Linked DNA regions of Homo sapiens: region 1 is linked to region 2. Evidence: chromatin loops called from intact Hi-C (ENCODE). Cell type or tissue: endothelial cell of umbilical vein. All regions are shown on one strand. Links, peaks and the distances in the headings refer to the core of each region. The heading gives the core; the rest is flanking DNA. Region 1 holds the start of LOC105369469 (a long non-coding RNA gene). Region 2 has its middle 30 kb from the start of CARD18.

Evidence for each region. A loop is a pair of places that touch in the nucleus more often than their neighbours do. Peaks named below come from ENCODE experiments on the same cell type or tissue, not always from the same donor. Only the 100,000 strongest peaks of a DNase experiment are listed, where the experiment ranks them.
Region 1: a loop joins it to region 2, with 1.9 times the contacts of the local background. A loop is called at or near these places in 1 of 110 quality-filtered maps.

Annotation. Positions count from the first base shown.
Region 1 is chr11:105,161,447-105,165,845 of GRCh38, reverse strand. The region is part of intron 4 of LOC105369468 (a long non-coding RNA gene); the gene reads left to right. It overlaps LOC105369469 (a long non-coding RNA gene), which reads right to left and starts at 2,705. Exons shown (of 5, transcript XR_007062872.1): 1 at 2,643-2,705. In endothelial cell of umbilical vein, for the core only: no CTCF peak of the experiment used is centred there; a DNase peak (open chromatin) is centred at 2,315.
Region 2 is chr11:105,107,784-105,112,182 of GRCh38, reverse strand. No RefSeq gene overlaps it. Among named protein-coding and RNA genes, the nearest start is that of CARD18, 30 kb to the left of the region's middle. In endothelial cell of umbilical vein, for the core only: no CTCF peak of the experiment used is centred there; DNase peaks (open chromatin) are centred at 1,622 and 1,882; H3K27ac peaks cover 1,430 bases.

The DNA of each region.
Region 1 (4,399 bases), core at 143-4,142, 54 kb before region 2:
TAGCATATCATTGTTTCCTGACTGCTCTGTTCCTAGATGTTTTCACTTACTCAACCATAGACGAAGAATAGTAAGTGTAGAAAGGATGCCGTGAGCCTATTTTGGTAAGTTTCTAGTTTTGGAACTGCTGCCCAAATGTATTTACCACTAAGAAGTATATAGTGTAATAGTCCGTATATTTAAAAAATAATTCAGTTTTATTATGTGCTCTGTGCAGAGAAATTAAAAGTACAAAAATGACAATATGGACTTATATATATATGTGTATATATATGTATATATGTGTATATATATGTATATATGTGTATATATATGTGTATATATATGTGTATATATATGTGTATATATATATGTGTGTGTATATATATATGTATATATATAGTGGAAATGTAGGTGGCATTTCTCTTCTATTTAAAATTTTTCCATAGTTTTCAAATTTTCCATGGTGAAATTATATTGATTTGAGGTAATAAAAAATACTTAAGGCCAGACATGATGGCTTACACCTATAATCCCAACACTCTGGGAGGCCGAGGCGGGCGAATCACCTGAGGTCAGGAGTTCGAGACCAGCTTGGCCAACATGGTGAAACCTTGTCTCTACTAAAAATACAAAAATTAACCGAGCATAGTGAGGGGCACCTATAAGCCCAGCTACTTGGGAGGCTGAGGCAAGAGAATCGCTTGAACCTGAGAGGTGGAGGTTGCAGTGAGCTAAGACTGTGCCATTGCACTCTAGCCTGAGTGACAAGAGCAAAACTCTATCTAAAAAAAAAAAAAAAAAAAAACACTTAACCATGGCATCTTTTCTTTCACTAGAATTCTTTCTAAAGCCCAGTATGGTGGCTCACACCTGTAGTCCTACCTGAGTCAGGAGGATCACTTGAGCTCAAGAGTTTGAGGCTGCAGTGAGCTATGATTGTGCCACTGCACTGCAGCCTTGGTGATAGAGTGAGACCATGTCAAAACCAAAAAAATTATTGCTAGTAATAATTTACCATAATCACCATAATTAGGAATCAATATGTACAGACACACATACTGTATTGAAATTTAAAAAGCATTTTATATCTGTTTATACATTTTTATATAAAAGTCTTCTACCCTGAATCTATCTTTTTATTATTTAGTATGTCACTTTCTAAAATTTTAAATTTAACAAACCACACATAAAAGGTTAAAGCACAGTCTGCCAAGAAATTCAGACAGGGATAAAACATTGAGAGTCCAGTCACTAAATCTAAATAGAGAAACAAGGATGGGGTGTATGTCATCCAAAGGATTTAATTTTGTGACCTCTGAAAGTATTGTTGAGAAACAGAAGGAACAAACTCCTTTTGCCAGACACGCTAAGTTGCCATCCAAACAGCCTTGCGTTGTACAATCTCAATTGCTTTTTAAAGGAACATCCTGTTCAAATAATGACTATGTACTTCACATTCATCCTTATACAAGAAAAGGTTTATTATGACTCATTTATTTTCTTGGAAAAACCCATCAACATCTCAATTTATGTTACACTGAGATAAATAAAGAATCACATTTGTAATACAAAAAAGCCACAGCAGCAGCACAGAATTCGCAATCAAGCAGGCTAACAAATTTTTTCTCAAGAAAATATTAACAAGTTTTCAAACCGTTTCTGCTCCCACATCCACAGCATGAATCCTTATGTTCTCAGTTGGTTAAAATTGTGTGTAGGTATCTGCAAGATAGTTATGATCATTGAAAAAACATGGGCGACATTCATGTCATTTTCTAATCAATCTTAAATTTTAACACATCTTACCCACCAAAGCAAAGAGAAAATTCCAAGGTCCAATTTCTCAGACTTCTCCCTTTCCTTAATTCTATGTGTTATTCACACAATGACTAAAATGATTTTTCAGGTTGGCCACTTACGTGGCTCTACATCTCTAGCTCCATATCTCCTGAGCTAAATTCAGCACATATATTTACCGTGATGTACTGGTTGATCATCTTTTATCAAACCTGGTTTTTGTATGGACGAAAACTAAAGCCAAGTATTATTTTCCTACTTCTGAAATTTCCCAACTCAGGCTTCTTCCATGTGTCAAGTTAATTAATTGCTCACAATGACAGAGACTTGGAATCTATGTATTTCTACTCCCACCCCTGGCCTGCCCTTCTCTCATTGGATCTGGAGAGTGATCTCCTTCACCCACCTTACACCCTTATCAGAGAAAATGGTTCTGAAAATCTTCAGCTAAGAAAGTATCTTGTATGCAAGTATGCAGAGCTGGTTTGTCCTTTCCAAAGGACAATCTTATCCTACATAAGACTGAGACTGGGGAAAGACAGGAAGCATGCTGAATGTAATTAGGAAGTAGGTAAGAATTTGTTTAATTTCCTATTCCACAGGAGGCCTGGAGTAAAAGAGTATTCTTACATAAACACACTGATCAAAAAGAAAGGAACAGTATGTTTTTCTTTAATTCTTCCTTTACTTGTCCCAAAGTTGGTGGACAGAGCCATGAAGGATCTAAAAGAACTGATATTTGAGGACGTCTTGATAAAGATAATGCCTGTTTTCAAAGTAATTATTCATCACAAGTTGGTGAGAGTTGGAGAGAGGCGGAGAAGAAGAGAATGACAGAAATATGGAAGAAGAAATGAACTTACTGGCGGAAGCTTGTCTGACCAGCTTTGCCTCTTGACCAGGACGCTCTGCATTCCTTGGCTGGTGAAAGACAGGATGATGAATCAGGTATCCCACTGGACTTTTGGAAGAGGATCTTAAAGTCTGGATGGATCTAGGTCTTTATTAATGCATTGCAATTCTTTTGTTATTCTTTGATTTCTTGATTGGGCCAAATTTGACTGACGTCAGTTCTTCACATGGGAAGAGCAGCATGGACTGTAAGCATCATAAGGAAGATCTTGAGGGATTTACTTTTCTCCTGAATGAGATCAAGATGAGTTCTCAGGAACTGAGGGCCTTATGAGGTGGAAAGAGAGTGCTGCATCTTTAAAGACTAATCAGATGACAAAGGAGACCAAAAAGAGGGTAGCACACATTTATATCAACACAGCTACACAGTTCTGACAGCACTAGAGCACAAGGAACAGGAGTCCTCCAGAAAAAAAAAGAAGTGAAAACAGGGGAAATTCAATTACTAATGGGTCATTCTTGTGGGAACTCCGAACCATTATAAGAAAGAAATGGATGACACCTCTCATCATATGCATGACTTATGGCAATTTATGCTTTCAGCAATAATTTTCTTTATTGAGTCAATGGGCAATGACATAACCTATGGCCTGTTAGGAGTCACAGAGCTAAATCAGGAGTAGACAGAAAAATGGTGGAGATAAAAATGATACCCCAATAGACTGGGTTTGGCCTCTAATTGACACTATCATTTGGAAAGGACACCTCGTCAGCCAAATTTTTATCAACTAAGGTATGTCAGAAACTTGTTTCTTGACAGCAACCTACAATTCTCTACAATTATGTTTCACTAACTCTTTTAAAGGTGGAATGCAATAGTCACTAACTATATCTTGAAGTCCAATATATTGTTTCCATATTCTGTTGGTCAAGTAACAGACCATTCAGTAGCCCATTTTAACCCAGTATTTTTTTTACTATTACACCCTAGTTCCTGTGTCTAAGACCATAGGATACACTATCCTGTGTTTTCCTTGTTACTGTGACACACCTCTTAGGTTCCTTTCCCCTGCTTGACACTGAAGAGCTTCTTTCTTTCTTTCTTTTTCTTTCTTTCTCTCTCTTTTCTTTCTCTTTCTTTCTTTCTTCCTTCCTTCCTTCCTTTCTTTCTTTCTTTCTCTTTCTTTCTTTTTTTCCTTCTTTCCTTCCTTCCTTCCTTCCTTCTTTCTTTCTTCTTTCTTTCTTTCTTTCTTTCTTTCTTTCTTTCTTTCTTTCTTTCTTTCTTTCGTTCTTTCTTTCTTTCTTTCTTTCTTTCTTCCTTTCCTTCTTTCTTTCTTTCTTTCCTTCTCTTTTTTTTTGAGACGGAGTCTTGCTTCGTCTCCCAGGCTGGAGTGCAGTGGCATGATCTTGGCTCACTACAAGCTCCACCTCCCAGGTTCAAGCAATTCTCCTGTCTCAGCCTCCCGAGTAGCTGAGACTACAGGCACCTGCCACCATGCCTGGCTAATTTTTTGTGTTTTTAGTAGAGACGGGTTTTCACATTGTTGGTCAGGCTGGTCTCGAACTCCTGACCTCAGGTGATCCACATACCACGGCATTTGCTATATTTCCCTTTTACAAACCTTAGAAATACCTTGAAAGCCTCATCTTGGGAATCTCAATAGTGCAGATACAAAATAAACATTACAAGTATTTTGTTGGTCACTTTAAAGATGGAGCTGAGCAAAGAAAGGCTGACCTGCCTTTTCCTTTCAATCCTCCAACTATA
Region 2 (4,399 bases), core at 160-4,159:
GTTGAAAGGTCTCACCCAGTCAGCAGGAAAGGGATCAAGAACCCACTTAAGGAAGTAGTCTGGCTATCCGTTAGCAGAGCTGGTTCACTGTGCTGGGGAAGCCCCCTTGTCTGGATTGCTGGGACTCTTCAGATCCAGCACGTAGGAAAGATTAAGTTGGTTGAACCTGAGACCACAGCCGCCCCTCCCCACAGGTGCTCTGTCCTAGGGAAATGAGAGCTCTGTCTGTAAACTCCTGGCTGGTGTTGGTGGAATTCCTGCAAGGATGACTTGCCCAGTGGGGAGGGATGGATCCCAGTCCCACCTAAAGGAGCACTCTGGCCATGATCTGTTCCAGCGGCTGTGATGCACTGTGAAGACTGCTGCCCAGTCCAATCTGCCCAGCCTCCCTAGCACTCGTAGGGGAAAACCGCTGACTAGAGCTGCAGTAATGGCAGTCGCCCCTCCCCTGGGGAAGTCGGTCATCTTAGGCCTACACCAGGCTGCTATGCTGGCCTGTGGGGGGTACTAATCCAGTGGATCTAAGCTTGCAGGCTTCTGTTAGAGTGGACCTACTGAACAAGGCCATTTTGCTCCCTGGCTGGCTTCAGCCCCCTTTCCATGGGAGTGGATGGACTCCTGCCTCACTAGAGTTCCGAGAGCTGCTGGACTATGTAAAAACTCCTGCAGCTCAGTGCCTGCCCAAACAGCCTCCGACCAGAAAAGCAGCCGTGGGTCTGCCCAGTTTTGTGCTTGAGACCCAAGGCCCTGATGGTATATGCTCACGAGGGGATCTCCTGAGCCCTGGACTGCAAAAATCCTGGAAAAAATAGTACCCCGGGTGGGTAGCACAGTCCCTCACTGCCTCCCTTGCCTGAGGGAAGGAGGTCCCTTTGTCCGGTGTAGCTCCTGGGTGAACTGCCGTCCCACCCTGCTTTTCCTTGCTTTCTGTGTGTTGCACCAACTGCCTAGATAGTCCCAGTGATAGGATTTGGGTCCCTCAGTTTGAAATGCAAACATCACTCGCCCTGTGTGTTTTTCTCTGTGGGAGCTGCAGACTGGAGCTGTTTCTACTCAGCCATCATGGCTTTTTCTTTCTCCTTTTACTTACTGTTCTTCTGTGCATATTTCTTTTGTATAATCACACATTAATTCTACTACAGCCTGAGACTCCTTCTACAATCAGCTTTCATTCAGGGGATATTAAAAAGCAAAGGTGAAATTTCACCCTCAGTAAAAATGAAATGTTATGGCCATCTTAGGTAGTAAAAGGAAAGCATGCCAGGGATTAGACCGCAGGGTTCTTGCAGCACTATCTCCAATAAAAGGGAGATAGAGAGGGGAAAACATCGTGATGATACAGTAAGACAGTTTAAGCAGGAAATATGAACTATTTGGTTAATTCTTATGAGGAAATGAAAGAAGACTTGTGAGATTAAACTCCTTCAGTCATTGTGGTTCTTTGTGATCAGAGAAAGAAAAACTGAGAGATCAGGAAGAGAAGAGACAGATGGATAGAAGAAGTAGAGGGGCCACAGGAAACAAGGAAAAGAAACAGGCTGAGGTGTCAACCCACAGGACAATGTTTTGTCTTTTTCTTTTTTTTTTTTTCCTCCCACAGGAAGAAACTAAGTTCCAGTACTTGGATGCCAACTTGCTGACGACAAGGCACTTCCTTACAATGAGCCTGGAATTCTAAGCAGCAGTTTCACAATCTGTAATTGCACGTTTCTGCCCTTTACAATAAAGAAATACACAATTTCCTTTCATTTTTTAGTCTGAGGCTCTTTTCAATGCTGTAGGAAAGAACACAGGCTGTTACCTACGGCAGGTGATTCCTTTTCTGACTAGGAACTTGAGAGTAGGATCTCAGTAAACACTTGATTTATTGATGTGTAATAAACACAAGAAAGGAGGTGAACCGGTAGCACGCATGTTGAATTCTTTTTCTTATTGGTTGTGTGTAGTTTGAATCACAGGATCTGGTGCTAAAGACACTGAAGGAGATCCTATGTTTTCCAGATGTCTTCGACCCAGAAAGAAGTTAGTTCCTTTCTTTCAGCTTCTGTTAATCAAAGGAAGGGTAAAGAAAGGTAGAGGAAGTTATTTGTGTGAGACAAGCCTGGAAGTTGCAAAATGCACTCTGAAATCTTTCTCTTGATTCCAAGTTAATTGCCCGGATCATAAACATTCCTCCCAGAATCAGACCTGAGAGCCTCTGAATTGTTAACCTCTTTGCCATCTCTTATTGTGAATTATATCCTTGGTTTGTTTAAAGTGATTCCATTTTTACCCCTTTCTCTGGTCGAGGTACTGACTACTTTAATGCAATATTTCATAGGTAACTATCACATTTGTGTGGTTGTTGCTGTTGTTGTTTTTAAGTGGTCTCCCTCTCTCCAGGACTTAACTCTCCGATCCATTCTGCACACAACTTTTGGGTCTCCTGTCTTATATAACGAAGCTGAAAAAGCCTAAGAGATAGTCATGAGTTACTTAGGCAGCTAGTATTCCAGCAGGTCATAACGCTTCTTTGGCTTCATTCTCCTCATAGGAAAAGGGAGAAATTGAACCAGATCAGTGGATTCTAAACCTTATAAAATATCACAGTAATCTGTAGTCATATAAAAATGTCTGATGACTACCCCCTTCCTCACCCTGAATAGCTCAATCTTAAATATCCTGCAGGCATTTATTGCCATTTGAAGATCTGCAGATAATTCTTATGAAACTGGCCTGGCATAGGTTTGTCTGCATATTAGTGTCATTAGGAAGGTTGATCAGTTAGTTAACTCTCTCTGCTTACCTGCTAGTGATCTATTAATGTAATTAACTTTGCTCATGGACATACAGTGGCACCTTATTGCCTTTCTTAAAAAAAATCTGAACTTTCAGACAAGTTTCTCTACCTTCTGAAACATGTGTATTCATTTTTTCCATTAATTCCTGTAAAGCATGATTTCAGCTTCATAAAAAATTACTGTATTTACTTCAGTCATATTTTCTTGTTGTTGAGTTTCTTTATTCCTTTGATTCTCCCTATAGATCAATTGTATCCGGGTTTTATATCTCACCTCATAACATTTAACTTAAGCTCAGAATCAAGGGATCATTAGATAATAGATAGGAGAAATTGAAAGCCACTAGTCAAAAACAAGTCATGGTCTGATAATTATAGACAAACAAGTGTAGACAGCTATTGTTACCTTAAACTCCTGAGGAATTGTATCCTATAATGTGTTTAAGCATTACATCACCTTACGTGGAACCAAAACTGTGGTCCTGATGAGTTTTTTTCCTCTAATTGATTCCTTCCATTTTTATTAACACTGCAGCTTTCATTCAGTGATTATTATAATAATAAAAAATAATCTATAATAACGGTTTCTTTGAAAAATACTTACCGTATGATAGCTATTTCATGCACTCTCTCTGATTTAATATTTAAAACCAATCAATACAGTTGTGCTATTATTGCCATATTATAATTGAAGGGGAAACTTAGAGAATGCCTTCAAAATATGCTTTAGGTCAAAAGTCTGTTGAGAGGAGTGATTTCAGGTTGGCATGCTTCTCAAACTCTGCCATTAATCTACCTTTCTGCAAACATCTTCAAATACTTGCCCTGAGTCTGATCACTCCCACTTCAGTCTTGGCTTCACATTTCTATTCCTTCTAAAGCCCAGCTCTCCCAGTTTTGTGGTTACATGAGACGCTCTCAAGCCTTTGTGCTTCTTCCCACACTGCTCTCTGCCAGGAGACCAACCCCCAGTTGTCCAAGGGATAAATTCCTACTAGTCCTTCCAGATTCAGTGCCAAGCCCTCTCTTCTCTGGAGAGCTATCTTCCACCTGAGACATTGTTTACTTATGGTTTTCTTAAGCATCTCATTATTTACATTCTTATGTTTCATTTTACTTATTTGCATATCTATCCACTTGATTGCAAGCTTTAAAGTGTACGAACATGTTTCCAAAATGGTACCCCCAACACTAGGAGAATAAGTTAAGAATTAATGATCATTAAATATTCCTGAAAGGGGCCAGGCGCAATGGCTCATGCCTGTAATCACAGCAGTTTGGGAGGGCATGGTGGGCAGATCACCTGAGGTCAGTCATTCGAGACTAGCCTGGCCAACATGGTAAAACCCTGTCTCTACTAAAAATACAAAAAAATTAGCCAGGCATGGTGGCGCATGCCTGTAATCCCAGCTACTCGAGAGGCTGAGCCAGGAGAATTCCTTGAACCTGGGAGGTGGAGGTTGCAGTGAGCCGAGATGGCACCATTGCGCTCCAGCCTGGATAACAAGAGCGAAACTCCATCTCAAAAAATATATATATTCCTGAATGGATAGGGGAATGAACATGGCTTCTTTCTGCTTGAAACCCACTGTGTACTTAACGTCTGTTAATGAAATCAAA